Regions from separate parts of the Homo sapiens genome. Here region 1 is linked to region 2. A link is an interaction called in ENCODE POLR2A ChIA-PET data of the cell type or tissue named here. Cell type or tissue: HCT116. All regions are shown on one strand. Each heading gives the region's core, and the rest is flanking DNA. Links, peaks and the distances in the headings are about the cores only.

Evidence for each region. ChIA-PET counts read pairs that join two places held together with the same protein. Peaks named below come from ENCODE experiments on the same cell type or tissue, not always from the same donor. Only the 100,000 strongest peaks of a DNase experiment are listed, where the experiment ranks them.
Region 1: POLR2A ChIA-PET joins it to region 2 with 6 read pairs; 4 of 35 experiments call an interaction of 5 or more read pairs at or near these places.

The regions. Positions count from the first base shown.
Region 1 is chr20:57,765,227-57,780,840 of GRCh38, forward strand. No RefSeq gene overlaps it. Among named protein-coding and RNA genes, the nearest start is that of NKILA, 63 kb to the left of the region's middle. RefSeq lists enhancers at 6,525-7,168, 7,169-7,810. In HCT116, for the core only: no CTCF peak of the experiment used is centred there; a DNase peak (open chromatin) is centred at 7,497; H3K27me3 peaks cover 5,042 bases.
Region 2 is chr20:57,821,296-57,836,909 of GRCh38, forward strand. No RefSeq gene overlaps it. Among named protein-coding and RNA genes, the nearest start is that of NKILA, 120 kb to the left of the region's middle. RefSeq lists enhancers at 13,901-14,562, 14,563-15,223. In HCT116, for the core only: no CTCF peak of the experiment used is centred there; no DNase peak of the experiment used is centred there; H3K27me3 peaks cover 2,287 bases.

The DNA of each region.
Region 1 (15,614 bases), core at 2,996-10,995, 56 kb before region 2:
ACTCTTTCTACAGCACTAGCTTTTGATTTATTGATTTTCTCTATTATTTTTCATTTTTCTATTCCATTGATTTCTGCCCTTATCTTCATAACTTCCCCCCTCATACTTACTTTGGCTTTAATCTGCTCTTCTTTTTCTAATTTCTTAGCTCATATAAATGATTTAGGTTTTTCGTCTTTTTTTATGTAATTAAAGTTTTCACAGGTTCTAGCAGTTAGGAAAAAAGAAAATAATAATAATTATTATTTAAAGTTATTAATTTCCCTTCAATCATTGCTTTAGCTACATTGGACAAATTTTGATATGTTATATTTAATGTTCATTCAGTTGAAAATAATTACTAATTTCCTCTGAAGTTTCTTCATTGCCTGCTGTTAATTTTACAATTATGGGGGATTTTAAAATCATCTTGTTATTGATTTCTAATTTAATTCCTTTTGTTTTTTGTCAGGGAACATACTATCTATGATTTCAGTCTTTTAAAATGTATTGAGACTTGTTTTATAGCTCAGCATATGATTTGTAATTGTAAATATACCATTAAAAATGTGCCTTTAAAGGCCGGGCACGGTGGCTCAGGCCTGTAATCCCAGCACTTTGGGAGGCCAAGCTGGGCGGATCACGAGGTTGGGAAATCCAGACCATCCTGGCTAACACGGTGAAAACCCACCTCTACTAAAAATACAAAAAATTAGCCAGGCGTGGTGTCGGGTGCCTATAGTCCCAGCTACTTGGGAGGCTGAGGCAGGAGAATGACATGAACTTGGGAGGCAGAGTTTGCAGTGAGCCGAGATCACGCCACTGCACTCCAGCCTGGGAGACAGTGCGAGACTCTGTCTCAAAAAAAAATAAAAATAAAAAAATGTGCCTTTAAAAAGACATTTAAAAAGAATGTCTTCTGCCATTGTTGGGTATAGTGTTCTACAAATATCAATTAAGTGAAGACGATTTTTAGTGATGCTCACACTTTTTATGTGTTCAATAATTTTTTTTTGGCCTTGTTGTTCTATCAATGCCCAGAGAGGAGTATTAATAATCTCCATCTATGATTGTAGTATTATTTATTTCTCCCTTTGATTTTGGTACTTTTTGCTTCATGTAATTTGAGGCACTGTTATTAGGTACACATACATTTATGATTGTTATGTCTTTCTGATTAATTGGCCCTTCTATCATTTTACATGAATTTGTACAATATTAACTGTAAGTAAAACATTAAAAGTTAAGGACATCTATTCTAATCTCTATAGCAACCATATAAAAAAATGTAGAAAAGTATATTTCTTCTGTCCATCTTTATGAACATAAAGAAGTGTCCATCTTTATCTCTGGTAATACTTTTTGTCTTGAAGTTTATCTAATGTTAATATAGCCACATTCTTATGTTTACTGTTTGCATGTTGTTTTTCCTATCCATTTACTTTCAGTCTATCGATGGTTTATTGTTTCTCTTGAGGACAGCATATAGTTTGGTCATTCTTTTTTCCTATAATTTTGTATGGACTCTATCTTTTAATTTCAGTGTTTACTTCATTAATGTTTAATGTAATTACTGATATGATTGGATTTGGGTCCACCATTTAATTATTTTTCTGTTCTGTTCCAAAACACAAACAGAATATCTGAATATTTTTTAGAATTCCGTTTTAAGGCCAGGCTTACACTTGTAATTCCAGAAACTTTGGGAGGCTGAGGTGAGAAGATCGCTTGAGCCTAGGAGTTTGAGACCAGCCTGGACAACATGATAAAACTATATTTCTACTAAAATTTTTTTAAAAAAATTAGCCAGATTTGGTGGCACACACCTGTAGTCACAGCTACTTGGGAAGCTGAGGTGGGAGGATTGCCTGAGCCCTGAAAGTCGAGGCTGCAGTGAGTCGTAATCATGCCACTGCACCCCAGCCTGGAAAACAGTGTGAGACTCTTCTAAAAAAAATAATAATAAAGAGTTCCATTTAAATTTTCCTATTGATTTTTTAGCTAAACTTGTCTGCATTTTTAAAATGGTTGCTATAGAGATTAGAATAGATGTCCTTAACTTTTAATGTTTTACTTACAGTTAATGTTGTACAACTTCACTTAAAATGTGGAAACCTTGCAATTGTGTCAGTTCATATTTCTGCATCCTTTATCTTAGTTGTTGTATGTAACATGTACACACACATATATATATTTGTGTGTGTATACACACACATATATATATTTGTGTGTGTATACACACACACACACACACATATTATAAACCCCACAAGGCAAGGTTATAGTTTTTTTCTTTAAATGGTTCTATGGTTTTTAAAGAAATTAAGAGGAATAAAGAAAAAAGAAGATAATTGTCTTTTGCAGGCACCCAGATCCTATTTTCTGAGGATCTGAGTTTCCATCTGGTGTCATTTCCCTTCAGGCTGAAGAACTTCCTTTAGCATTTCTTGTAGTGCAGATCTGCTGGCAACAAAGCCCACAGCTTTCTTTTATCTAAGATATATTTGTTTTGCCTTCATTCTTGAAGGATATTTTCCCTGGATGTATAATTCTTGGTTGACAGTTTTGTTTTTTTTTCTTTCATCACTTTAAAGATGTTTTTCCACACCTTCTGGCCTCCATAATTTCTGATACAAAGTCAGCCATTAATGGAATGGTTGTTTTCCTATATGCAATGTGTTATTTTTCTCTTGTGGCTTTCAAGTTGCATTGTTTAATTTGGCTTCAACAGTGTGACTAGGATGTATCTTGGTCTGGGATTCTTTGTGTTTATTTTGCTTGGTGTTAATTGAGCTTCTTGCATCGGTACATTTCTCTCTTTCACCAAATTTGGAAAAATTTTGGCCATTATTTCTCCAAATATTATTCTGTCCCATTCTTTCTCTCCTCTGCTCTAAGACTCCATTTACATGTGTGTCAGACACTTGCCTATTTAAATGCATTCCTGAGGCTCTGTTCATTTTTTTCTTAAATCACTATTGTCCTTGTGTTTTGCATGGAATAATTTCTATTAATCTGCTTCAAGTTCATTTAGTCTTTCTTCAGCCTTCCTTCTCCATTTGGCTCTTAAAGGTCCACCCAGTGAATTTCTCATCTCAGATATTACATTTTTCAGTTCTAGAATTCTATCAGGTCCTTTTTTTGTTTCTAATTCTCTGTAGAGATTTCCTATGTTTTCATTAAATATACATATATATACACACACACATACATATATTTAAACTTTATTAGAAGTTTTAATAGTTGGTATAAAAATCTTGGTATTCCAGTTTTAACATATCTAGTTTATATTGGGGTTTGTCTCAGTCGACTTTACTTTCTCTTGAGAATTTTTTTCATTTCATTTTTTTTAATGTCAAGTAATTTTTGGATTATATTCTGGTGTGGTGAAAAGAATAATATCTCCCGCAGATTCCCCCCTGCAAAGATGTTGATATGGTTTGGCTGTGTCCTCACCCAAATCTCACCTTGCATTGTAATCCCCATAATCCCCTTGTGTCAAGGGAGGGACCCAGTGGGAGGTGGTTGAATCATGGGGGCAGTTTCCCCCATGCTATTCTCATGAGAGTGAGTGAGTTCTCATGAGATCTGATGGTTTTATAAGCATCTGGCATTTCCCCTGCTCACTCTCACTCCATCCTGCTGCCCTGTGAAGAAGGTGCCTGCTTCTCCTTTGGCTTCTGTAATGATTCTAAGTTTCCTGAGGCTTCCCCAGCAATGTGGAACTGTGAGTCAATTAAATCTCTCCTTTAAAAATTACCCAGTCTTGGGCAGTCTTTGTTTGTTTGTTTGTTTGTTTGTTTGTTTTTGAGATGGAGTTTTGCTCTTGTTGCCCAGGCTGGACTGCAGTGGCGTGATCTCGGTTCACTGCAACCTCTGCCTCCTGGGTTCAAGCGATCCTCCTGCCTCAGCCTCTTGAGTATCTGGGATTACAGGCACCCGCCACCACGCCCAGCTAATTTTGTATTTTTAGTAGAGATGGGGTTTCTCTATTTTGGTCAGGCTGGTCTCAAACTCCCAACCTCAGATAATCCGCCCACTGCAGCTCCCCAAAGTGCTGGGATTACAGGCATGAGCCACCACGCCCGGCAAGGGCAGTTTTTTATAGCTGTGTGAGAGCAGACTAATGCAGATGTCCACATCCTAATCTACAGCACCTGTGAATATGTGATCTTCCATAGCAACACAGACTTTCTGTATGTGATTGGGATTTGGAGATTACCCTGAATGATCCTGGTGGGCCCATTATAGTCACAGGGTCCGCTATAATAAGGAAACAGTAGGGTCAGAGGCAGAGAAGGAGATGTGACAATGGAAGGAGAGGTAAAAGCACTGTGAGGAAGGAACCACAAACCAAGAAATGCAGGCAGCCTCTAGATGCTAGGAAAGGAAAGGAAATGGATTCCCCTAGATCCTCCAGAAGAAACACAGCCCTTCAGACCTACATTAGTGTGAGATGATCAATGTGTGTTTTTAAGCCGTGAGGTTTGTGGAAATTCATTACATCAGCAATAGCAGATGAATACACCTGGACAGAAGGAATGCTAAATTGTGACCATTCTGGGCTTTTTCTCTGATGAGTGCTGTTTCTTGTGTTTTAGCAGGCAGTTAGCTTGGTGGAATTTGAACTTCAAATCCTGTTGCTAGGACGACATTTCCTGTCTCAGTTCACATCTTTATCTTCCCTAAGCTGAGGTTTCCGATTATGTGGCCGGAATCCCCCTGGAGTCCCTGTGGCCTGGTGCCTGCACTTTGTCAGCCACCCTTAGCCTCAGGCCAAAAGCCACAAAGAAAAGCCCTTGCTTTGAGCAGTGGCCTCCTCCCCTGCTCTCTCCACTCTCCAGGCTTTCAGGTGTTTGGATCCGGGGGTACTTGGAGTGTTCTTTTGTTTCTGAATTGGTTCTCAGAAAGACAGAGTGGAAAAGACGACAACTTTTCTAGCACTGGGTTCCAGCCTGGTTTCATTACTTACTCGCTGCATGACCTTGGGCAGCTGAGCTTGTGTCAGCCTCAGTTTCCCCATCCGTAGGTCTCTACATCAGAGGATAGTGTCTGCATCGATGAGCAAATGCACGTATTTGTAAGGTGCTGGATCCAAGCTTGGTCTCCTTGTTATTTTCCAAGCATCTCTCTGCTGCTCATGGAAGGACACCCCCAAAACTAACTGCTGGACAGATTTTCCAAGCCTTATCAGTTCATCCAAATGGTTAACTCTAAGTTTCTTTCCTGTCCGAAAAATAAAACTGTAAACAGTGATACAGAGCCATGGGTTGTTATTCAGGATTTGCAAACTTTATTTCCCCAAACCGGCTTTGCTACATAGGCTCTGCTCCTAAGCTATTGCCCACAGCAAACAAGAAGGGATCTGGAGGCCGGGCATGGTGGCTCACACTTGTAATGCCAGCGCCTTGGTAGGCTGAGGCACAAGTTTGAGACAAGCCTGGCCAACATGGTGAAACCCCATCTCTACTAAAAATACAAAAAAAAAAAAAAAATTAGCTGGGCGTGGTGGTGGATGTCTGTAGTCCCAGGTATTCGGGAGGCTGAGGCAGGAGAATTGCTTGAACCCGGGAGGCGGAGGTTGCAGTGAGCTGAAATCGTGCCACTGCACTCCAGCCTGGGTGACAGAGCAAGACTCTGTCTCAAAAAAAAAAAAAAAAGGGACCTGGAATGCTTCGTGGGGGTGTCGCAAGGTCTCGGAGCCTATGGAATCTGGTTCTGGAGCTGGGCAGGGCTTCCACTGGGCTCTGCAGTCCTGGGCCGGGAGCTGGCTCATTTGTTTATGGGACATTTGCTTCCTGGGAGTCTACAGTGTGGTGGTCCCTGCCCTGGGTGCTGGACACAGCAGCAAACAAGGCAGACACAGCCCGCCCTTGTAGCATGGACTTCTGCTCACAGCGCTGGGCACGTGCCTGGGTGTAAAACCACAACTGTGATCAGTGGAATGGGCGGGGGTGTCCTGTGAGTGTCCGAGATAGGCATTGATTGGGTCGTGGAGGCTAGTGGGTCACGCTGAGGTCTGATGGCTGAGTAGAATTTGCCTGGCCGGGTGGGAGGGAAAGGACAAGAGGAAGCAGCAAGAGCCTGTGCACAGGCCCTGTTGGGGTAAGGGACATGGTAAGTTCCAGAACTGCAGGAAGGCCTTGGAGGGCTGGAGCTCGGAGGAGGGCATGTGGGGAGGATAGGAAGTTAGGGAGCGGGCGGTAGGGTTGCTAGACTCAGTAAATGTAAATACAGGATGCCCAGTTAAACTTGAATTTCAGGAAAAAGTCAAATACTTTTTTAGTATAAGTGTGTCTCAAGTGCTGTATGGGACATACTTATACATACTCACACTAGAAAAGTATTCATTGTTGAGCACAGCATGCTGGCTCACACCTTGAATCCCAGCACTTTGGGAGGATGAGGTTGGAGAATCTCTTGAGCCCAGGAGTTCAAGACCAGCCTAGCAATATAGCAAGAGCCCCCATCTCTAAAAAAAAAAATTAAAAATTAGCTGGGCAGAGTGGCACATGCCTGTAGTCTTAGCTACTCAGGAGGCTGAGGTGAGGATCACATGAGCCCAGGAGTTCGGGCTGCAGTAACCCGTGATCACACCGCTGCACTCCAAGCCTTGGTGACAAAGTGAGACCCTGTCTCAAAAATACTACTACTACTGGGCTGGGCGTGGTGGCTCACACCTGTAATCCCAGCACTTTGGGAGACCAAAGCTGGTGGATCACCTGAGGTCAGGAGTTCGAGACCAGCCTGGCCAACATGGTGAAACCCTGTCTCTACTAAAAATACAAAAATTAGCCATGCGTGGTGGTGTGCACCTGTAGTCCCAGCTACTCGGGAAGCTGAGGCACAAGAATTGCTTGAGCCCGGGAGGCAGAGGCTGCAATGAGCCGAGATTGCACCACCGCACTCCAGCCTGGGCCATAAGAGTGAGACCCTTCCTCAAAAAAACAAAACAAAACAAAAACTACTACTACTGATAATAATAACTCGTTGTTTATCTGAAATTCTAATTTAATGGCATCTTGTTTTCTATTTGGTAACCCTATGAGCAGGGTCTTGCAGAACAGGGCAATGAACTTGTTCTCAAACCAGGAACAACGGTGGGCTGTAGAGCTACGCTGGGAGCAGCAGTATCCAGGCAGCATTTGGAGGTTAGCTGCATGCTGGGGAGAACGGATGGGAGCGCGCGAGGGGCAGAGAAGGACTGGTGAAGGCTGCTGCAGTGCCCAGGGGAGCCCCTGAGCATCGGAGGCTTGGGGAGGCCCCAGGTGCTGCGGGGTGGAGAAATGCACTGGAGTGGAATCTTGCCTGTGTCTGCTACTAGAAGGGAAGCTGCCCTTTGTCACAGGGCGATCACTCACTGGGTGCCGGAGGATGTGGTACTGACGAAGCGGCCAGGCTGGGATCCTTGCTTGATGTCACTTGATAGCTCCTTGATGTCACTAAGAGCCATCATCCTGCTCACAGCCCCTCCCCACCCCAAAATGAGAGCTGCTCAGCCCAGACAGACGTCTTACCCTCTGCTTGTTTTTGTGATTCAAAAATGAGTCATCCACCCCAGGCAAGAGCAGGCTGAGGACCTTTTCCTTGGCTGGGAGTTTGGGGGTTGGGTGGCTCTTCCGGAGGCTACAGGGTTCAGACAGCGTCTTGTCTGCAAGATTAATTCCTTCCAGTGCAAGAAACTTAAAGGGGCCAGATGCGGTGGCTCACACCTGTAATCCCAGCGCTTTGGGAGTCCAAGCTGGGAGGATCACATGAGCCTAGGAGTTCAAGATCAGCTTGGGCAACATAGCAAGACGCCATCTCTACAAAAATAAGCAAAATTAGCTTAGCTGAGCATGGTTGCGTGCACTTGTAGTCCCAGCTATTCAGGAGGCTGAGGCAGGAGGATCACTTGAGCTCAGGAGTTTTAGGCTGCAGTGAGCTGTGCTTGTGCCACTGACCATCAGCCTGGACAACAGTTCTGTAAGATGAGAACAAGAATAGTGCCTGGTTCCTGGGGCTGTTCCAGGATTAAATGAGACAGAGCTTATGAAAAATCTTGGGATATAGTAGATGCTCAGTTAATGTTATTTGCTTTCTTCCCTCCCTGTCATGTCAACAGAGAAGCTGGCAAGGTGAAAGTCAAGAGCAGGAGGTCAGAAAACATGTTCCTGTCAAAGCCCAGATGGAAAATACTCTAGGCTTTGCGGGCCAGACAGAAGCCGCCACAGGCAACATGCAAATAACGAAGGATGGCCGTGTTCCCATAAAACTTCATTTATTGACTCCGCTGTTTGAGTTTCAAATAATCTTCATGTAATTTTCAAATGTCACATGACATTAGATTTTCCCCCCAACCATTTAGCTATGTAAACACTAGTTTTAGCTCATGGAGTGCACAGAAACGGGCTGTGGGCTGCACGTGGCCCTTGGGCTGCAGTTTGCAACCCCTGCCGAGAGTGAGGTTACCATCTGGCTGATCTGTGAGTTTTCTGACTCTATGAAGGAGGCGGTGAGGTTGTCAGAGTCTTGAACTAGATAGAACCAAACTCAAAGTTTTATCTTTTCCTAAGTTTCCAGAACCAAAAATATTCCTTGTGAGCCAACCTGAACTGCAAAGATACTGATATATTTTCTAGAATTCTTTACTGGAAGCTCCCCACTGCTCCTCAAACTGTACCTGAATCAAATCAGTGAGTCCTGCTGGAGTCCCTGGAGCTCCTGGAGCTGGGGCTTAAAAGGGTGAGAAGGGCCTGGGGCAGACCTGGTTTTTAGTATTGAAAGTCCCACAACCCTGGGACCCCCTCAATCCAAGGCAAACTGGGCCGATTGGTCACGGGATAAGTGGATTAATTTCTCCGGAATTTCAGGCCCCTGGATGCTTTCCTTCCCCATCATCTCAGGGATGTAGCCCTCTGGGGCCCCTGGAGGCTTTCCTTCCCCATCATCTTGGGGGTGGGGGGCACCCTCTGTGTGCTCAGATCCCCAGTGCCCTGTCCACCATGGTTAGGGGGACTAGGGCGCCCTGTCGCTTCTCAGCCTTTCGGCTAAGATCAAGTGTGGAAAGGGGGCCCTGTGGGAGGCTCATTTTCCAGCAGCCACAATCCCCAGGGCGGTGTGGGACCTGCATCTGGTACCGCAGGAAGCACAGCTCATTGCGGTGGGGGTCAGGTGTGATGGGATGGCCTGAAGGTCAGTTGTGGTGTGTGGGATGGGGGACCTAGAAGATTCCTTGTCCCTTAGCCCTGACCTGTTGGCTGGGAGACGGAGAGAGGGCAGGAGGCTTGAGCTTGGCTTGCGAGAGGCCACCAGGGTGACGGACTCATCCCAGTTTCATCCCAGTTGGGATCGACTGTCCCACTATCAACAGTGAATGTCCTGCATCCTGGGAGCTCCCTCAATCCCCAGCAAACTGGGATAGTTGGTCACCTTAGAGGTCACCTTAGCCTCTGGCAGGAGACAGCAGAGCCTGTTCCCAGTGCCCTGGCTGCTCCAGATGTCTTGGGGACCATTGGCCTTGCAGGTGCCGATCGTGAAGGCCCAGAAGGCAGGCCTAGTGGGGTCTAGCCTCCCTTCTTCATAGCTGCATGACCCAGGACAGTCCCTCTACCCACTGAGCCTCAGTGTTTTAATCAGTAAAGAGGGTATTGTCAAGCAAGAACCTCTGAGCCTGTGGTGTGAAAGTTTTAGAGTACAGAATGGGTGCTTTGTGGAACAAGCTCTGATGAGGATGAAGTAGAAGATGGTGCAACAAGCTGGGATGCACCGTGACTCAGTTCTTGCTTGCTTGAGAGGAAAAGAAAAGACATGCCAAAGGAAAAGCAAGAGATCTCAGTCCTGGGGCTGGTGATGGGTCCTGAGACGGGTGTCTGGGTGGCCAGGCTGGGAGGTGAGGACTCTGGTCTGAGGAGGGGGCTCAGGAGCTGCTGCACCCCAAGCCCTGCTGGTCCCAGTGATTTCATGCATGACCCAGGCACACCCAGGGCCTGGGTTGGGACAGAGGGGTGATGCTTTAAGACTTGCTGTCAGCAGGTGGGTAGGCTGTGCCAGGGCGGGAAGAAGACATCATGCCAGCTTCCTCCCCCATAGCTGATGTGGAAAGAATGAGGCCCCTGGGCCCCCCTCACCAAAGGCGAGACCTTCCTCAGCGAAGCCTGCCCCTGAGCCAGACAAGTGGTAGCTTCCAGACCAGCCCTGAACAGGAGAAATGACAATCGCTAACCCCAGATTTTACTCTCTTCTGTGTATTTATTCCAGTTAGTTCATGCTCCTAACTGGCGCCTTCCAGCAGTATTCAACATTTGATGCGACTCTTTTTGTTGTTAGGTGTTCCTGCAAAAGACATATTGTTGTTTTGTCTGTGCATGTATTTTACTTTATGGGACCGACAGATGTGACATAGATCTCATTGTTTCTTCTCTTTTCTCACTCAACATCACATCTTAAAGCACATCCATGTTGCTGTGTGTACATTGGGTCCATTGCATCTCAGCAGTCTAGGGGGTTCATCTCCCAGAGATGGCTGGCCGGGGGGTCTCCAGGACCCACACCACATGCAGATATGTGATGCACATTCTCAGACACATCTACCTCTGGAAGTGAGTATGGTTTATTGGGCATAGAGGCCCAGAAGTCAGAGCTGCTAGAATGCCAGAAAATCTACTAGATCCTACAACTCCCTGGGCAGAGCCCAAGAACTCCTACATCCTTACATGCCCTCCCAATCCCTGGCAATAACTGCCTTTTAAATTCTTGTCAGTTATTGTTTCATTTGCATATCTCTGACTACTAATGAATTTAACAACTTTCATATGTTTATCAGCTCTTTAGGTTTCCTTGTCTGTAAATTTGCCTGTTCGTATCTTTCATCCATTTTCCCATTGGGGTTCCTCTCTTTTTTTTGTTTATGTGCCAGGTTCTTGATAAAATCCACATATTACTCCCCTGTTGATTTTAGATATTATAAATATCTTTTCTCAAGTTATCATTGTTCTGTTAATTTTGTCGAAGGTATCTTTTGTCAGCTGATGAAGCAGAAATTCTCAGTTTTGATGTAATTAAATGAATCAGGTTTTGGCTTTATGGTTTGTGCTCTTGAAATTTTGTTTCATAAACCATTCGCAATGTCTAGGTCACAAAGCTATTATCCCCATTTTCTTGCACGCTAACATTTGGTTTTTCCTTTTAAGTAAGGTCTTTGATTTCTATGGAGTCCACTTTATGTGTTGTATTAGGCAGGTCAATGCCTATTTTTCTTTAGCTCTCAAGTCCATTATTCCAACATCTATAAAATGACCCCATAGATTTCCGGCCCCTGCATCACCACATCTTGAGTCCCTGTCGGTACATGGGACTTTCTCTGCCGGGCTGCTTTGGTCTATGTGTCTGTCCTTGTATTAGTACTGCATGGTTTTTATGACTGTGTCTTTGTAGTGGGTGTTATGAGGCAAGAGGCACTTGGGGTACCCTAGTCCTGGCCCTGGGGAAGACTCCTTTTTACTCTCCTTTTGCAAAGTGGGTTTAGCTCTTCTTCATGGATTATTATTCCTCCATCTAAATGAATGTTAGTTTCATCAAAATCAAACTTGATCAGTTTGATTAAAGTTGTACTGAATTTATAGGTTCAACATATGAATCAGAGCAAGATACATCTGTTTATTCAAGTCATCTTTTATTCAAATTAAATTTTTTTTCTACATAGAGCTCTTTTGTGCTCTTGGTGAAATAAACTCTCAGGAATGTTCTAGTTTTGATTGCTCTTGCGAAAGTTATCTTCCTTTTAAAAATGTTTCTAAGATTATTTTTAATTAAATAATAATTGTGTCTATTTGTGGGGTACAAAGCAATGTTTTGATCTATGTATACACCGTAGAAAGATTCAGTCAAGCTAATCAATATATTCATCATCTCACCAACTTATCTTTTTTGTAGCGAGAACATTTAAAAATCTATCCTTTCATCAATTTTGAAATATACAGCACATAGGTATTAACTCTGATCACCATCCAGTGCAATAGATCGCTAAAACTTACTCCCTGAGTCTAACTGAAACTTTGGGCTCTTTAATCAACACTTTCCATTCCTCCCTGTGAATCCCAATCGTTCTGTTTCTTTGAGATCCACTTTTTTTAGATTTCACATATAAGTGAGATCATTACAGTATTTGTCTTTCTGTGCCTGGCTTATTTCACTTAGCATATTCCTCCAGTTCCATCCATGTTGTTGCAAATGACAAAATTTCCTTTTTTTTTTTTTTTTTAGACCAGGTCTTGCTCTGTTGCCCAGCAGGCTGGAGTGCAGTGGCACAATCTTGGCTCACTGCTACCTCCACCTCCCAGGTTCAAGTGATCCTCTTGCCTTAGCCCCGCTAGTAGCTGGGATTACAGGCATGCACCACCATGGCTGGCTAATTTTTGTATTTTTCCTAGAGACAGGGCTTCACCATGTTGGGCAGGCTGGTCTCGAACTCCTGACCTCAGGTGATCCACCTGCCTCGGCCTCCCAAAGTGCTGGGATTACAGGCGTGAGTCACCGCGCCTGGCCAATTTCCTTCTTTTTAAAGGCTGATGAGTATTTCATTGCATATATATATATATATATATATATATATATATATACCACATTTTCTTTATCCATTCATGCATTGATGGACACTTAGCTTGCTTCCACTTCTTAGCTATTGCAAATAATGCTGAAATGAACATGAGAGTGTAGATTTCTCTTCAGTGTATATACTATTTCAATTCTTCTGGATATATACACAGAGGTGGGATTGCTGGATCATGTAGTAATTCTATTTTTAGCTTTTTGAGGAACCTCCATGCTTCTTTACAAAATGGCTGTACAAATTTACATTTCCACCAACATTGTACAAGTGTTCTCTTTGCATCCTCACTAGCACTTGTTCCCATTTGTCTTTTTGACACTAGCCATTCTAACAGGTGTGAGATGGTATCTCATTGTGGTTTTAATTTGCATTTCCCTGATGATATGACATGTTGAGCATTTTTTCCTGTATCAGTTGGCCATTCTATCTCTGACCAACACGGTGAAACCCCGTCTCCACTAAAAATACAAAAATGAGTTGAGTGTGGTGGTACATGCCTGTAATCCCAGGTACTCAGGGGGCTGAGGCAGGAGAATCACTTGAACCCAGGAGGCGCAGGTTGCGGTGAGCCGAGGTCATGCCATTGCACTCCATCCTGGGCAATAGAGTGAGACTCCATTTCAAAAAACAAAACAAAACAAAAATCAAGTTATTTGTTTTCTTGCTATTGAATTGTTTGAGTTCCTTAGATATTTTGAATATCTTATCAAAATAAGATATTTAAACCCTTATCAGATGTATGGCTTGGCCATTTTTCTTTTAATCTGCACATTATCTCTTCACTCTGTTGTGTCCTTTGCTTTGCAGAAATTTTTTAGTTTGTTGTAATCCCATTTGTCTATTTCTGGTTTTGTTGCCTGTGCTTTTGAAGTCCTGTTCAAGAAATTATTGCCCAGAACAATGCTGTGAAGCTTTCCTCTATGCTTTCTTCTAGTAGCTTTATGGTTTCAGTCTTATATTTAGATATTTTAGCAATTTTGAGTTGATTTTTGTCTATGTTGCGAGATAAGGGCCCAATTTCATAGAAAGATATCTTTCCTAAAGTTTTATTTTCTAGTTCAATACTAGAAAGTGTAGAGCAGTGCTTTTGAGTTTTATCAGTCGATCTTGCTTCTAGCATTTCTGCTGCTTTGTTATCAGTTGGATATTGGGGTGTTGTTCTGTGCCTGACACTGTGCTGGCCCCTTTCAGATTGCCTCCGCACCCTGAGCCCAATAGATAGGAGTATGTCTGGGGGAGCTGTCTACACCAGCCAGAACACCTCCAGATAAAGGAGAACGGAATTTGTTATTGAGTGCACTCAAGCTGGAGTGTCTTTGTGCAAAAAAAAACCATAGATCTGATTGTCGTTTAGAGAAATGAAGAGGTGGGGGTGTCTGCTCAGCTAGAAAGGGCTGGAGGCAACTTGGGTAAACTCTCACTTGAGTTTAACTTGCTTAATAAATGGCCCCTACCCTCAAATCCCAAAGAGATCATCCTACATGTGTTCCCATGCTAACATGTAGATTTCCTTAAACATTTAGGTACTCAGTTCACCTGGAGTCCACCTGTATGCAGTTTAAGCAGGTACACCATTGTATTCTTTATATAGGGAGATGGTTTTCCTAACATCATGTACAAAACTTGGGGTCCCTGTTTGTTTTCCCCACCCTACCTCAGGTGAGGGTTTGAGGCTGAGATTTTTCACCTGTGCAGGTAGCATTTCCCCAGACTGTCAGCTCCAGGGCAGGAATCACATCTTGTTTATTTACCTTTGGAGACTGGAAAGTCCATGGGGCAGGGCTTTTGTCTGTTCTGTCTACCACATCCCACTGCATTCCTCAGCACCTCCCGGGCAGCCCTGGCAGGTGATTGGTGCTTTATGAATGCTTGGTAAATAGATGAGTGAATGAATAAATGAGGGAACGAAGGGATGAGTGGAGAGTCCCTGTGCCTGACACACAGTAAGTACCTTGTAAATGCTTAACATTTGCCCATTTAAGCTCCAGTCTCCCCATGTGTGATCTGTCTCTCTCCTCCCTCCGTGGGACCAGCTGAGGTTATGGGGGCAAAGGGGCCTTGGAACATGCAAAGTGCAAACTCGTGACCGTGTTCTTGAGTTCTGGGTCCATTCTCGAAGCCACGTATGGCCTCTCCCCTGGGGGTGCCTGCAGAGCTCACCTGCAGATTTGTTACTCGTAAGTGTCGTACACCAAGAGGGACAACAGCAGCCCCATCTTTCCAGTGCTTTTGCAGCTGATGTAAGCACAAGAAACTCAGGTGAAGAAAATGGCAAAGCACTCGAGATCAGCCACAAAACCCAAGTCAGGGCTTTATTTGATCTGTAATGGGAAGGAAAAAAAATCCCCAAACTTTTGTGGTGATAGGAAGACCGAATAGTAAGAAATAAAACCAGCACTTTGGCATAACTCAGTTGAAAAGGACGCTTGAACCCATACTCTCATGAAGAGACCTTCACATTCCAAAGGCAAACGGCTGATTCCTGCCCACGCCAAGACCACTTCCTCTAGAAATTTTGGTTGCCTGTAGGATGGAAAAATCATCTCCTGGTTTCTGGCCTGACAGCAGTGAGAACATACAACCCTATGACTGCCCCCAGTTGCTGAGAAGTGCCGGATAATGCCCCTCTCCTCTTCTTTCCAGCAAGACGGCCCAACTGAGGCCTTCACAGCCCAGTCTGGGACTCAGGTCCAGGCAGGAGAAAGGTTCACAGGGAAGCAGCTGTTCATTTGGCAAAAAAGCCTCCTGGAGGAAACACTGACGTTAAATTGCAACAGGGAAACAATGTAGGGGATAGGTGTGTTCTGGCAAGAGAAGGGCTGCAAGGAAGGAGTGTGCTGCCTCTGAGGGTGCAGGAGCACAGCCAGCTGCACAGGGGCCCAGAAGACGACTGCTCTTGCGACTGTCCTGGGCTGTGAGAATGCCTGTCCCCAACAACAGAAATCAAATCAGGACACTTGCAGCTAGTCCCCACCCATCTGTTCATCCCTGTATCCACCTATTCGCCCATCTACCCATCTAACCACCCACCCATCCACCTATCATC
Region 2 (15,614 bases), core at 3,122-11,121:
TAGCAGGCTACACGCGGCCCCCACCTTGAGATCTGTCAACACCCTCCACCTCATCCTGACTCTCTTCCTTCTGCAGTTCCACAGTTGTCATCTGGAAGAACTCACGGGTCCTCCAGAGGCCGTCTTTCATCCCGGGGTCTTAGCACCTGCTGTCCCCTCTGCCTGGTCCCACCCTTCTGCCACCACCTTCCAACACGACAGGCCTCCCCCTACCCAAAGTTCTCTCCCTAGTCTTATCACAAGCGTTTGCTCTGGCAAGCCTCCAGACCCCCGGATCAGGTTAGGTGCCCCTCCTTAAGCCTCCCCAGCCCTCTTTATTTGCATGTTTATTTGCATATTTGCCCCATTCACCTGGGAGCTCGCGGGGGCAGGGACTGTGTCTCTTTTGTTCATGGCTGTAGTATCCCCAGCACCTTGTGCAGAGCTTGGCACATTGTAGGTGCTCAATTAAAATTGGGTGAGCAAATGAATGCTGAATGAATACGAGGGACTATCCATGGGGAGGAAGGAGTAGGTTTATTCCTTGTGGCCTCCAACAGGCAGAACCAGTTTCAGTGGCTGAAAAGTACAGCGAGGCTAATTTTTATTCCCTGTAGGAAAAAGCCTCTCCAATAACTGACATTTTGGGATGGTGCAGAACTTTCATCCCACTGTGGAAATTTTTAAGTGGGTGCTGGGTGGGTCACTTGCCCATCTTCCCACTACACAATGAACATCTGGGAGGCAGGGATGGCATCTTTTTCTTCTTGTGCCCAGAGCCTGTGCAGTTCATGCACACTGCAGAGTTGCTTAGTCTGTGTGCCCTGAAAGCAGGAATGTGGTTGTCTCCACCCCCGAAATCTTCTAAACCCACACTTTCCTGTCCGGCAGCCGCTTATCACAAATGGCTACAGTTGGGTCCTAATGGAGCTGAAATGGGTCTGAAATACAGCTGGGTCTGAATGGAGCTGTACGGCCAGTGTAAAATACACAATGGATGTTGAAGACAATATAAAAAAGAAATGAAAATGTTGATAATTTGCTTACATGTTGAAATGATAATCTTTTGAATATATTGGGTTAAATTACATATATTATTAAAATTAATTTCACCTGTTTCTTAGTTCTTATTTTGTTTTTTTAAGGCGATTATTAGGTAATTTAAAATATGGCTAGCATTGTATTTCTATCATAGAGGGCTGGTCTAGGATAGTGCTTCCCACCTTTCTTGGGTTTACTGTATGCTCTTAAATCCTGTCAGTCCTGCACTGCGTAACAACGTTTCAGCTGATGACAGCTGCATGTGACGGTGGTTCCGTAAGATCATAGCAGAGTGGATATAGAAACCTGGTACATGGCACTTGCTACTGGCATTGCAGATCAAGTAAGGGAAATGATTGATATTCGTAATAGTGCTTGGGCATTTGGTTTTCCATGTGGAAAAAAAAAAACAGTTACATGTTGTTTAATGGCAGGGATCTGTTCTGAGAAATGTGTCCTTGGGTGATTCCAACCTTGTGGCAATATCATAGAGTTACTGACGCAGCCCTAGATGGTACAGCCTACTATACACCTAGGCTATTTTGTGTAGCCTATGGCTCCTAGGCTATGAACCTGTACAGTACGTGACTGTACTGAATAAGTCATTATAACACAAGGGTGAGTACTTGTCTATCTAGGCATACCTCAATATAGACAAGGTACAGTAAAAAAAAGAAGAGATATAAAAGATAAAATATGGTCCACCTGTATAGTGCACTTCCCATGAACAGAGCTTGCAGGACTGGAGACTGGAAGTTGCTCTGGGTGAGTCAGTGAGTGAGGCTGAGGTGAGTGAATGTGAAGGCCCAGGACATGAAGGTGCACTGCTCTAGACTTGATGAATGAACGTCGTACACTTAGGCTACACTAAATTTACTTTTTTTTTGTTTTTTTTTTTTGAGACAGAGTTTCACTCTTTTTGCCCAGGCTAAAGTGCAGTGGTGCAATCTTGGCTCACTGCAACCTCCACCTCCTGGGTTCAAGTGATTCTCCTGCCTCAGCCTCCCAAGTATCTAGGATTACAGGCAGGTGCCACCATGCCCAGCTAATTTTTGTATTCCTAGTAGAGACAGGGTTTTGCTGTGTTGGCTAGGCTGGTCTTGAACTGCTGAGCTCAGGTGATACACCTGCCTTGGCCTCCCAAAGTGCTGGGATTGCAAGTGTGAGCCACCAGTGCCCGGCCTAAATTTACTTTTAACATTCTTGTTTCTTCAATAATAAATTAACCTTAGCTTACTGTAACTTTTTTACGTTATAAACTTTTGAATTTTTATAAACTTTTTGACTCCGTTTTAATAACACTTAGCTTGAAACACACATTATAGAGCTGTAACAAATATTTTCTTTCTTTATACCCTTATTCCATAAGCTTTTTTCTATTTTAAAATTTACTTATTTACTGTTAACTTTTTTGTTAAAAATGAAGACACAGAAACACTAGGTTAGGCCTTACACAGGGTCAGGATTGTCAATACCACTGTCTTCCACCTCCATGTCTGTCTCACTAGAAGGTCTTCTGGGGCAATAACGCCCATTGAGCTGTCATCTCCTATGAAAACAATGCCTTCTTCTGGATACCTGCTGAAGGACCTGCCTGAGCCTCTTCTTGGGAGGTGACACTCTTTCCAGAAATAAGTCCATGATGGTTTTCTTAGTTTATGTCTTTTTTTCATCATAAATCTGCTCATAAGCAGGTAATGTGTCATGAATATTCGTCCCTATTACTGAAAACCTTTTGACGCTGGGATCTATGTTTTCAGATTTTGTAAGGAAATTTTGAAGACTGTGAAAGCTGCTGCTAAACCCTTCACTGTGAATTTTCTTGAGGATCCTCTTCTTTTTCTTTCTCTCTCTCTCTTTTTTTTTTTTTTTTTTGAAACAGTGTTTTATTCTGTTGCCCAGGCTGGAGTACAGTGGTGCAATCATGGCTCACTGCAACCTTGACCTCCCAGGCTCAAGTGATCCTCCCGCCTTAGCCTCCTGAGTAGTCAGGGATACAGTTTCCACCACGCCCAGGTGATCTTTTAATTTTTTTTGTTTTGTAGAGACAAGGTCTCACTATGCTGTCCAGTTTGGTCTCAACTCCTGTGCTCAAGCAGTCCTCCTACCTCGGCCTCCCAAAGTGTTGGTATTGCAGGCGTAAGCCACTGCACCTGCCTCTTCTTTTCCTTCTTTCTTTTGCCTCTTCTTCAGCTGTGCATTCTTGTTCTAGTTTCAACAACTCCTCATTAGCCAATTTCTCAGGGATCATCTCTAGGACAGGAATTTTTCAACTTCATTGTAATCTTATGGGACCACCACCATATATGCAGTCCATTGTTAACCAAAACATTACTAAGCAGCACAGGACCATATATAAAGAAAAATATACACAGCATCTAGGTTTGGGTAAGTACGCTCTATGATGTTCGCATAACAGAATCACCTAATGATGCATTTCTCAGAACGTATCCCTAGCGTTAAGTGGCACATGACTGTGTACTGGAGTTTTTAGCCTTTTATCGGAAAGGATCAAAAGACCATAAGCACCTTTAACTATGACAAACTTAGGATTGTCCTCAGTGTACTTCCTGGGCTGGTACAGTCGAGTCACACAGCGTGTCTGAGGGCCTCCTCAGTCCCTGGGCTCCCCCTGGTTGGTGGCATGTGGGTGGCTACTAAGTGGGACTCTTTACTTCAAAGGCCTTGCTGTCTTCTGTATATTGAATATGCCATCTGTCTTTGCAAAGAAAGTTTCTTCTTGATTCGTATACCCAGCCTAAGGCACCTGACATGTGCTGAGGCATTCAGCTGACTCAGCCCAAAGTTCTTTCACGCAGAGATCAGTGTAAGACTTGTGTATCCTCATTCGATGTATATATATATATTTTTTTTTCTGGGAATTCATATTAAAAGTGCACATCCATTACATTAACCCAGCAATCCCATTTGTACAAATCCATCTTAAAAGGATGAAAGCGTGGCACTTAATCCAAGTTCCTCCGTTGAGGACTAGGATTCTCTTACAGCTTGCTGGTTCTGCCTCCCAGATGTTGAAGGCCAGCCTCCGTCTGATGGTTAGACCTGGGCCAAGTACAGTTGTTAAATATCTGGACTCACATCTGCACACACAGATGGCGATTGCAGCGTTGTCTGTGGTCAAAACAACAAAACGAGAAACAACGTAAGTGTGATTGATAAGGAACATGTTGGTCCACCTGTATTGAGGAATATTTGTTGCTACGAAAAATCATAAGTTAGAGCCACACGAATAGATCTGGAGAGATGCCACTGTGGGTTTTTGGTGGAAAGCAGCAAGTTTTGAGTAGTGCTTACCGTATGATTACACTTTGTGAGGTCTGCAGGTCTGTTCGTAGGAGCAGAAAACAGGCATGAATAGGGGTGTGCGAGACTGGTAGTGGGATGGGCTATATCCACTGTTTGTGCATTTTTTGGTTATTTGACTTATTTATTTTTGGCTATTTGACATATTTTGGTTATTTGACAAGCGTGTGATGCATTTATATTTTTAAAATAGGAGAATATGAGAAAACATGGATGTTCTTCATCAGTTGGTTTGGTGGCCCCTTGTGAAAGAGGAGCGTGCCCCAGCATGCAGTGGAAAAGACAGAGGGCCCTGTCCTAGACCCCTGCTTCAGAAAATCAAGCTCCACTCAGGCGGCCACTGTTTCTTCCTACCCTGGAAATAAACATCTTTTTCATGCCAAAGAACGTGCGTGGCCTCTCCAGGCAGGAGACTGATTCTCTTCTTGCACCGAAGCTAGCTCCTCTCAGTCTTGTCTGGGATCCTGCCAAGACATGGAACCAGAAAAAGAAAAGACAAGAACAGCCAGGTCGAGGTTCGGTGCTGGTTAGATTCATGGCCCAGGTGGAGGTGCAGCGCTGGTTAGATTTACGTCAGTTTCAGTTCATGGCGAGGGCTCCTCTCTGGTCCGCTTTTCATTTGGGTCAGTTGAGTTCCTCCTAATTTCTGTTTCATTGTTCAGCTCCCAAAGAATTCCAGAAATGAGAATGCCTTCCCTGGCCAGCAGCCTCCTGGCTCTGTGTGTCTGAACCAATAAGGCATGTTTCCTCTTGCTCCTCACTTCTGATGTTTTATCAGGCTCCATAATGTGTTTCTCATGCTGTCTGCCCTGGAGTTTACGCCCTGAACCATGTTCAGGTGAGGAAATTCCTCGAGAAGATAAATCACCGCAGACATAGCAAAGACTACATCTTGGTAGAACTCTTGGGTTGAATGGGGCCGTATGTGTTCCCAAGTGCAGACCTCCAAGGTCAGTCAAGCCCAAACAAGAAAGCTCAAATCGCAGAGGCCTCTGGAGTAGATGCTTTGTTGCTGAAGAAGCCTGCTGAGCATCTGGGGACTCAATGGTTGTATGCCCGGGACACATCTTCATTAGGAAGCCTGGGATTCACTGCTCCATGCACGAGCTAGGTTGGCCAGCTTGGTTGCAACAGAAAACTCAGCTTGAACTGGCTTTAATAACGAAGGGAGTTGGAGCCTGCTGTAACTGGAAAGTGAAAAGCGTATGTGGTTTCAGATAAGGCTGGATTTAGCAGCTCCAGCCATCTGGCCAGAAAGCTCCCCCTCACCTCTCCATTCTGCTTCCATTGTGTTGATTTCATCCTCCGATCGCCTCCTCTCTTGGCCCCAAGATGTCAGCAAATGCCCCTTGTCAACTGTCTGCTTCCAGATCTCAAATTGGTAGAAAAGAGAAACGTCACTCCCCAGAGAGCTCAAATCAAGGTCCCAGAACTGAGTCCCGCTGACAAGGGCCGTGGGTCCACTCTGGAAGCCGTGCCTGTGTCTAGGACGGGTGGGCTGCATAGCTGGGTTGGTCAGGGCATCCCCAAAGAGTGCTTGGGCCTCACTCAACTAGGGTGGCCAGGTTTAGCAAATAAAAGTGCAGGGTCCCCGGTTAAACTTCAGATTTTTGATAAATAATGAAGAACTTTTTAGCATGAGAGTTTTTAGTATTTCCCAACTATAAATGAAAAATATGGCCAGGAGTGGTGGCTCACGCCTGTAATCCCAGCACTTTGGGAGGTCGAGGCGGGCAGATCACCTGAGGTCAGGAGTTTGAGACCAGCCTGGCCAACATGGTGAAACCCCATTTCTACTAAAAATACAAAAAATTAGCCAGGTGTGGTGGCGGGTGCCTGTACTCCCAGCTACTTGGGAGGCTGAGGCAGGAGAATTGCTTGAACCCGGGAGGCAGAGGTTGCAGTGAGCGGAGATTGCACCACTGCACTCCAGCCTGGGTGACATACTGAGACTCCATCTCAAAAAAAAAAAAAAAAGAAAGAAAAATATAAAAATATTTACATTTATGTATATTGAGAATGAACTGCCAGGCACCCAGGCAGGTCCTCTGCTCCGTCAGTTCAGCTATATGTAAAGATAGCTCTCAGTCTAAATATATTTAAATTAATTGTTGTTTATTTAAATTCAAATTTAACTGGATGTTCTATATTTTGTCTGGGAAATATATGCACATGGGAAATTTGAGGCCCTGACAGGCTGGGGGATGGGGAAGGGGATGGAGAGTGGGCAGCCAGGGATGTCCGCTGTGGACAATGAAGAAGTGTCTGCCTGAGCTCAGATTTGGTTGGGCTTATAACAGCAGGAAGACAGACAACAGGATGTTTTTCCAAGCAGGGCCTCTACCAGGCTGTAACTTTATTCATTTATTGATTGATTGCTTTTATTGGGCTTATCATACAAAATTCAGGGACAAAAGAATGTATCATTTAGAAAGCAAAAACATCCTGCCTCCTTAGTTCCCACAAATTAATTGCCATTAAAAGTTTGTAACATGCTTTCCAGGAAGTTCTTCATACAGACCATCGAGTCCTAGGTATTCTAGAAATGGTTAGTTTTACAATGAAGTATCACACTGTCCATTCTTTTTTGCAATTTCCTATTTGCCTGACAACATACCTCCCACCAACTTAAAAGTTGGTTTTGGGGTGTACCAAAAAAACTTCTGTTGTTTTTCATGGGTTGTGAAGACCGAGTTAATCAAGAATGAAAGGTTGTAGTTACAATCTGTTGAGAAAATAGGAATGACTGGTGTCTTCCTCTCTCCCTCCTTCTTTTCCTACTTTCTCCCTAGAAGTGGTTTTACTCAAGGAATACAGACCTGCCCCTCTGAAGCAAGCAAGAGCATGGCATTGGAATATAAAGGTGGTTCATGAAATTCACCCCACCCAGCTCTGCCTGGAGTCTTTTTGACTTGGGGCTGAGTCTTGGCCTTGGCCTTATAAGCATTCGGAGCTTGAGCAAGTTTTTAACCTTGTCGGCTTTGGCCTCCTTGTCTGGACAGTGGGGATGTTAATGTCAACTCCCAGAGCTGGGGTGCAATGACATGGGATTGGTGTGAAAATGACGGTGAGAACGGGTGACATGTCAGTTCCCTCTCAGTTGCCCACGGTTCAACAGAGTCGCCAAGTGCCCGCCACCCACCAGGGACAGTGCTGGGGGCTGAGGCCCCTCTATAGCCCCTGTTTGGGCTGGGTAGTGGGCAGGGTTATGTTACTCAGATTCATGGCTACGTCCTGAGAAACCCCCAACCCAAAGGAAACTGACAGTGCTCCTGTAGGGCAGCACAGGGGCCGCTGGACAGCCCCAGGCATGGGAACTGCCTGAAAGATGAAGGCGCAGCATCCAGGCAGGACCTCTGCTCCGTCAGTTCAGCAGGAGAGAACTGAGATCCAGAGAAGAGAAGGGGTGGGTGCAGCTCTGGGCTTCCGGAGGAGGCAGTCCTTGCAGGTTCCTGGTGAAAGTGGTCCTGAGGGGCAGGGCAGGGCAGGGCAGGGCAGGGCAGGTCCGCAGCTGCTATTTTCACAAATTCCTCTCCAGTGTGGCCCCGGCTCCCAAGCCTTCAGACTGTAGATTCACAATTTACATGAGGTTTTCCTTACTTGAAAAAATTTTTTAAAATTACATTTTAAGCTAGACAAGTAATATATATTCCTTGTAAAAAGTCAAGAGGTACATATAAGCCAAAAGTAGAATAAATTGCTTATATATTGCTTATATAAGTTGCTTATAATTCCAGTACCTAAATACTGTTACTATTTTGGGGCATATTCTTTTAAATCTTTAAGAATTTCATGTAAGAAATAGTTACTGAGAGGCTGCCAGTGTCAGGCTCTGGGCTGGATGCTGGGGCCAGTGTCAGATGAGGCTGTTGAGCCTCCTGCACTCAGGGTCTCACAGCCATGGATCCAGTACCCCCATCCCGTCCCTCCTCCACCCAGGCCAACGTTCTGCACACAGTAAGTGTGATGCTTAATGTTATGTGTCAACTTGACTGGGCCACAGGATACCCAGGTATTTGGTTAAGCGTTCTGGATGTTTCTGTGAGAGCGTTTCTGGGTAAGTCTAACATTTGAATAGACCGTGTAGAGCCGGCTACCTTCCCTAATGTGGGTAGGCTTCGTCCAATGACCTGAAAGTTGAATGGAGCAAAAATGTTGACCCTTTCCCAAATAAGAGCAAATTCCTCCCACTGTCACCAGCTTTTGCCTGCCTGGAGACTCAAACTGAAACGGTGGCTCTTCCTGGGTTGTGAGCCTGCCAGCCTTTGACAGGAACCACCCTCTCGGCTCTCCTGGGTCTCTGGCTTACCAACAGCAGCTCTCAGGATGAAGCCTCCACAATCATGTGAACCAGCCCTTTCGGATGAATCTCTTTTGTGTACACATCCTGTCAGTTCTGTTTCTCTGAAGAACCCTGTCTGTGTCTGATACAGATGCAGGTCTCTGCTCCCTCCCCTCTTCCTTTAACAAGCACTTATTGTGCACCTGCTGTATCAGGCTGATGGCTCAATGAGTGCTTGTTAAGGGAAGAGAGTAGGGGGCAGAGGCCCTCCCATCCAAAGGCACTGCAGTGCACCCCTGCTACCTGTCACTCCGCTGGCTGTAGTTGCGGACTGGCCCTGCTGCAATGAGAAGAACCACCCAGCTGACCCGCAGACTCGGGATCCCAGCCACAGCCAACTGCACATGGCTGGGGCCTGGTACAGGTGGGGCCAGGGGAGGGCCTGGCTCACACCTGCTGCCCCATAGACCCTGCTAGTGAGGAGCAGCGCTGGGATTGCATTCGGCTTCTGACTAACTGAGCTCAAGGGCCTCTGTCTTAGTCAGGGTTCTGCAGAGAAACAGAATGGGATTTGTGTATTTACTTGTCTGGCTCACATGACGATGGAGGTGAAGTCTCACAACCGGCCATCTGCACGCTGGAGACCCAGGGAAGTTGGTGGCGCAGTTGGAAGGCCTGAGAGCTGAAGAGCTGATGGTGTCGATTCCAGCCGCGGTCCGAGGGCCAGAGGACCAGGAGCATTGAGGGCAGAAAACAACATCTTGCCCCAGTGGTCAGGCAGAGAGGGCGGATTCCTCCTTCCTCTCTGCCTTCTGTTCCATTCAGACCCTCGCTGGGCAGGATGAGGCCCACCCACCCTGGGGAGTGCCATCTGTGTGACCCTGCCCACCAACTTAAATGCGACTCTCACCTGGAAACCCTGACAGACACCCTATTTCCACGTAGGGTTCCTTATGAGGCACTGGGGGTTCAGATGTAAACATGTTTGAGGGACACAGTTCAACCCATAACAGGAAGGGACAGATGCCTTAAATGGCTGCAGGAAAGATGGCATGAGAGTTGTGGAGGGCACAAAACCCTGTGCCTGCACACAGTAGGTGCTCACTCCAGACAAGCGAGTGTGGTTCAAAATCACACTGGGCTGGAAGAGGGAGGGATGCCCTATTCTGAGTGTGGGTTTTGGTACCAGGCAACTGTGGGTTTGAACCCAAGCTGTGTGACCCTGGGCAGCTTCCCCAACCTTTCTCAGCTGGTTTTCTCGCCTGTGAATCTAACCTAACCTGTAAGACGGCAGTGAGGGCGAGATCTGTATCGGGTGAAAGCTCGTCGAAGGCACTGAATTCTTAAACCATCCTAGGCCTCAGTTTCCACAACTGTCAAAGAAGGATGGGGATTTTGAAGTCTGGACAGATGCTGCAAGAGCCCAGAAGGAGATCAATGATGAGGAGCTCTGAACCCAGAAGCCATGGCAGTCTGGGCTGCACTGACTAAGCTGTGTACTCCCTAGGGAGGGCGGATGGCCGGCTCCCACCACCCCAGCCCAGCTGAGGAGCAGCTGGCCTTGCAGTGGGCTCCTTGGATCCATGTCACTTTTGTGGGTCACCTGGACAGCCCGGCACAGGGGCCTTTGGTGTGGGAGTTCCTCAGAGCATGAATTTTCACCTCCTGTATACACTGGGGTTTTCTCAGCCGGTGAGACGGTGGGAGCCCCAGGGTTCCCCTCGGCCCCAAAGATTCTCAACCTGATTCAGGGGAGAAGGCTGGCACCCCTGGGGGTGCAAGATGGCCCCAGTCCTGCCCAGGGGCTAATTCCCTGTGGGAGACCTGAAAAGGCTCTGGGACAACAGTGCCACTTAATTTTAGCTTGACGATTGGCCTCTGGACGAGATGTCAGCACAGGGAACTATTTATAGCAATTCCTGCCCCTCTATGGTTGCTCTGCCTGTGTGGGTTGGATTGAATTTTGCTTAATGGCCAGATGGATTCAGACAAGCAGATTTTTAGTCCAAACTATGTCAAATGGCCATTTAGACGACTTTCCCTCTTCAATCATTCATTGCATTGTTCAATGAATCTTTCTAGGGCAATGACAATGTGCCAGGCAGTGTCTGGGCACCGTGGAGACAGGAGCAAAAGAAGTAGGCCAGCCCCATTCCCACACAGCTCACCCTCGATGGGATTGAGCAATTGACCACTGGCAAAGCACCTACTGTGTGCCAGGCAGTATTTTAGGCAGTCTTCCCTGGGAGACAGCTGGGAACAGGACAGACCAGTCCCTGTCCTTGCATAACTCTCAGTCTATTCAGCCATTGGAATTAATAAACTCTGACACAGCACCTACTATGTGCAGTGGTGATGGTAGAGGGAGCGCGGGGCTCAGCCGTGCTCAAGCTGCTCCTGGCCTCACTCACTGTGGGAGGCAAGGGAAAGGCCACCAGGTGGTGAAGCAGGAAGGAGGCTGGGGTGAGCCCAGGGACGCTGGCTCTACCGCTGGGTGTTCTGTGATGAAGGTCAAGCCCTTGGCTTCGCTGGCCTCAGTTTCCACACCTGTAATACATTTTGGGGTGCTGTGTGTCTGCAGCTCCCAAAAGATGGTGAATGGGGGTGCCTTCAAGTGATGAAAGAACAAATCATTTCTGTGTTGTTATCTTTTTTTTTCTTTCTATCTCTTTTTTTTTTTTTTTTTTTTTTGTGAGCTAGAGTCTCGCTCTGTCACCAGGTCGCTCAGGCTGGAGTGCAGTGGCTGGTCTTGGCTCACTGCAACCTCCGCCTCCCAGGTTCAAGTGATTCTTCTACCTCAGCCTCCCGAGTAGCTGGGATTACAGGTGCATGCCACCACACCCGGCTAATTTTTTGTACTTTTAGTAGAGACAGGGTTTCACCATGTAGGCCAGGCTGGTCTCAAACTCCTGACCTCAAGTGGTCCACTCACTTTGGCCTCCCAAAGTGCTGAGATTACAGGCATGAGCCACTGAGCCAGGCCTGTTATCATTTGTTTTAATATGAAACAGGAAAAAAATACACCCCTGGCATTTCAAGTCCAGTCAACAGAGTCTCCTTGAAAGGGGTATATTTAAGTTAAAGAGAGAGGGGAGTGGTGATTGAACTGAGAATATGAGGTAAATAACAGTGCCAAGGACTATGGCACAATCTCCAAGCAGGCGGTCAGTGGGGTTGGATGTGGGGCTGTAGAGGATTTGGAAGATTCAGCTGGATGTGCGGGGTCTCTGGCTGCAGGTCCCCAGTGCCCCCCTGTGACTCCTATTGGTGAGGAGGGCTGGGACATCCTGTTCAGAGTAGGTCTTGGGATGAATCCACTCCCCAGCGTGCATGTCCCTTGGAGCAGCTCTGTGCCCAGCAGGGGCTATTGTGACTGGCAGGGCCTTTGCAGGCAATTTGGGAGGTCCTTTGCAGGTGGCTGGGGACTGGGTGTCCCCGAGCTTCCTAAGGAGGCCTGTCCTTCTGTTCCTAAGGAGGCCTGTTTCTGGGCGGTGCCCTCCTGCTTGCCTCTCTACCTATCCATGTGGTCTTCAGGGGTCCCTGCAGGTACCAGCCCTGAGCTTCTCCCTTCAGGTTGGGGGTCCCTGAGGAGGGCGCTGGGCCCCAGCTGTTGAGGGAGAAGCTAGGGTGTCTCCCCTCTCCCACCAGCCTACAGAGAGGAGGGAGCCTGTCAGGAAGGAGCCCTCGCTGGGAGAAGGGGCCCTCGCTGGGAAAAGGGGTCCTCACGGGGAGAAGGAGCCCTCGTGGGGGGAAGAAGCCCTCGGTGGGAGAATGGACCCTCACTGGGAGAAGGAGCCCTCGCTGGGAGAAGGAGTCCTCGCTGGGAGAAGGGGCCCTCGCTGGGAGAAGGAGCCCTTGCTGGGAAAAGGGGCCCTCATGGGGAGAAGGAGCCCTCGTGGGGAGAAGGAGCCCTCACGGGTAGAAGGAGCCCTCGGTGGGAGAATGGACCCTCACTGGGAGAAGGGGCCCTCGCTGGGAGAAGGAGCCCTCGTGGGGAGAAGGAGCCCTCACGGGTAGAAGGAGCCCTCGGTGGGAGAAGGAGCCCTCGGTGGGAGAATGGACCCTCACTGGGAGAAGGGGCCCTCGCTGGGAGAAGGAGCCCTCGCTGGGAGAAGGGGCCCTCACGGGGAGAAGGAGCCCTTGTGGGGAGAAGGAGCCCTCACTGGGAGAAGGAGCCCTCGCTGGGAGAAGGGACCCTCACTGGGAGAAGGAACCCTTGCTGGGAAAAGGGGCCCTCACGGGGAGAAGGAGCCCTCGTGGGGAGAAGGAGCCCTCGCTGGGAGAAGGGACCCTCACTGGGAGAAGGAGCCCTCACTGGGAGAAGGAGCCCTCACGGGGAGAAGGGGCCCTCATGGGGAGAAGGAGCCCTTGCTGGGAGAAGGGACCCTCACTGGGAGAAGGAGCCCTCGCTGGGAGAAGGGAACCTCACTGGGAGAAGGAGCCCTTGCTGGGAAAAGGGGCCCTCATGGGGAGAAGGAGCCCTCGTGGGGAGAAGGAGCCCTCGGTGGGAGAAGCAGCCCTTGGTGGGAGAAGGGACCCACCAAATCGCACACATGCCATTGTTGCTCCTTCCGTGTGCCCTTCTGCAGCTTGTGAGGTCTTCAGGACAGAGTTCCACCACTTCAGCCCCACCCAGTGGAGTCTGTCCGCCCCTCTGAGCCCCCTCCGAGCTTTTCTCCTACCCCCAGTTCCATTGCCTTCCTGAGCCTGAAGTCGGGAAAGTCGCTTGGGGTTGTTGGGGGCTCAGTTTCCCCATCTGTAAAATGGGCTCGCAGCCACTTCTCCATCTCAAAGTGCTGTCGTGAGGATTGGCACCTGCCTCTGTGAGTGCCCAGCAAATTGTTGTGCTTTTTCTGAAATGGCATTAGTTTCCTAAGGCTGCCGGAACCAAAGCCCACAGCTGTGTGCTCCACAGCAAACATTGATTCTTCACACTTCTGGAGGCTGGAAGTCTGAATTCGAGGAGCTTGCAGGGCCGTACTCCCTCTGGAGGCTCTGCTGGCTGCAGGCCGCCCACCACATGTCCCGGCCTGCAATCACCTCGTCCCAGCCTCAGCCTCTGTCCTCACATGGCTTCTTCCCTCTGTTTCTCCTCTTCTTCTAAGGACACCAGTCAGATTGGATTAGGGCCTGTCCTGATTCATTATGACCTCATCTTCACTTGATTACATCTGGAATGACTCTATCTCCAAGTAACATCACCTTCTGAGGTCCAGGTGGATTAATTTTGGGGCAGACACAATTCACCCCAGGACAGTGGCAATTTTGTTTACTTGCTTCAGCGAGCCTTGTGAGGTGGGTATTATCACACCCATTTATCAGATGTGAAAACTGAGGCTGAGGGACTGAGGGCCCCAAGAGCTGCTAAGTGACAAATTCAGGACTTGTACCCAGAGCATTTTAGAACCCAGTGAGGTCAGGGAGTGCACAGGTCCTCAAATTCACACTGCCTCTCCAGCTGTACAGTCCACAAAATTGGTGGTAAACAGAAACACTGAAGAAGAAGAAGAAAAAAACAGAAAACTCAAATGGGCTCTGTGTGTTTATAACCAAAGACTTTCTCCAGAGAGTGTGGTATAAAATTTTAATATTTTAGGCAGGCAGGCAATACTTCTTGTCTAGACATTGAGAAATGTTCAGACACAGAATTATTTCCAAGCTCCAGCCAACACAGTGGCGTCCCCCGCATTCCCCCAGATGAGGGGTGTCATTTACTTTGCATTTGTGAGCAGACACCACAGGGGCCTGATTGCTGCTGGGAGGCCCGGACCTCCGCGGGTCGCAGCGTTGCCGTGGACCCCAGAGATGCCAGCGGCCGCGCTGTCTTTTCCCAGACAATTGAGCTGCTTACAAATCAATAACAACAAGGTTGACGGGGATGGGGGCTTGATCACACTGAGGTGCACACAGCTGTCAGAACGCGGTGACTGTGCACATGAGATCGTAAACTCCCTAATTAGCTTTCGAGGAGAAGGCGTGAGGGCTGAGGGTCCAGCTGGCGCTTCCTGCTTTGCTTTCTGTCTCTCTTGTCTGCCGTCTGGGAAGGTGAGCAAGCAGGCCCTCCGTTGCTCACTGTAATTGGTGATGAAGACGGGGACTGGTGCTCTAGTGCCGGATGTCTTCTGTGCTGTGTGCCCTTCAGCCGGTTCCTGTCCCTCTCTGTGCCTCAGATTCCTCATTGATACAATGAGCTCAGGCTCCCGGGGGCTTGCAGAGTTGGCAAAACTGGTCTCTTGACCCCTAACAGTTCCCATGGGACCCAGGCTGGAGACCAGCAGAGGCAAGGCTGGGAGACAGCAGAGGGCGAGGGCAGTCTTCCAGGCTCAGAAAGGCTGCTCTTGGCTCTTCCCATCCAAGGAGAGTCCCGCGTGGCCAGCACCAAGGATCTCTCCCACTTGGAGGTGAGGAAACTGAGGCTTAGAGCCAGGGCTAGGACTCTAGTCTTCCTGCCCTCGGGGGCCTCTCCTGGCTGCATCTTTGTTCTCCAGCATTTCCGGAGCACCGGCTGGGTCCCAGGCTGGGTGCTGCAGGTCCTGGTCTAGCATGGTAAAACCAACGGGACTTCCAAGCCCGAGCAGGGCAGGTGGGACCCTGCACCTTCCCTGACTAAACCTCCCTACTCATCTCGTTGTCATTAAGATTGAAGACCATTTATTGAGCAGCTACTGTATGCCAGGCACCTTTGAACACTCAAGCTGCTACGGTGGATGGTGGAGAGAAGGGTGGGTTAGTGGAGGGGAAGGTGTCAGGAACCCCGATGTCCTTGGAACAGAGCAGCCCCCACCCTCCCAGGGTGGCTGTGGACTCTTTCCTTCTCTCTTGAGCCCTCGCATGCAGTGGTGTCTGGTAGAAACATGTACTCTCCACCCGTCAAAGCAGCAGTAGCATAAATAGCATCAGGAATGTTGGAGATCTCAGGCTTTGAGGCCCAGAGTTGAGTTGCTACTTTACATGATTTAATTACCGAAAAAAACTGTGTTACTTCCCT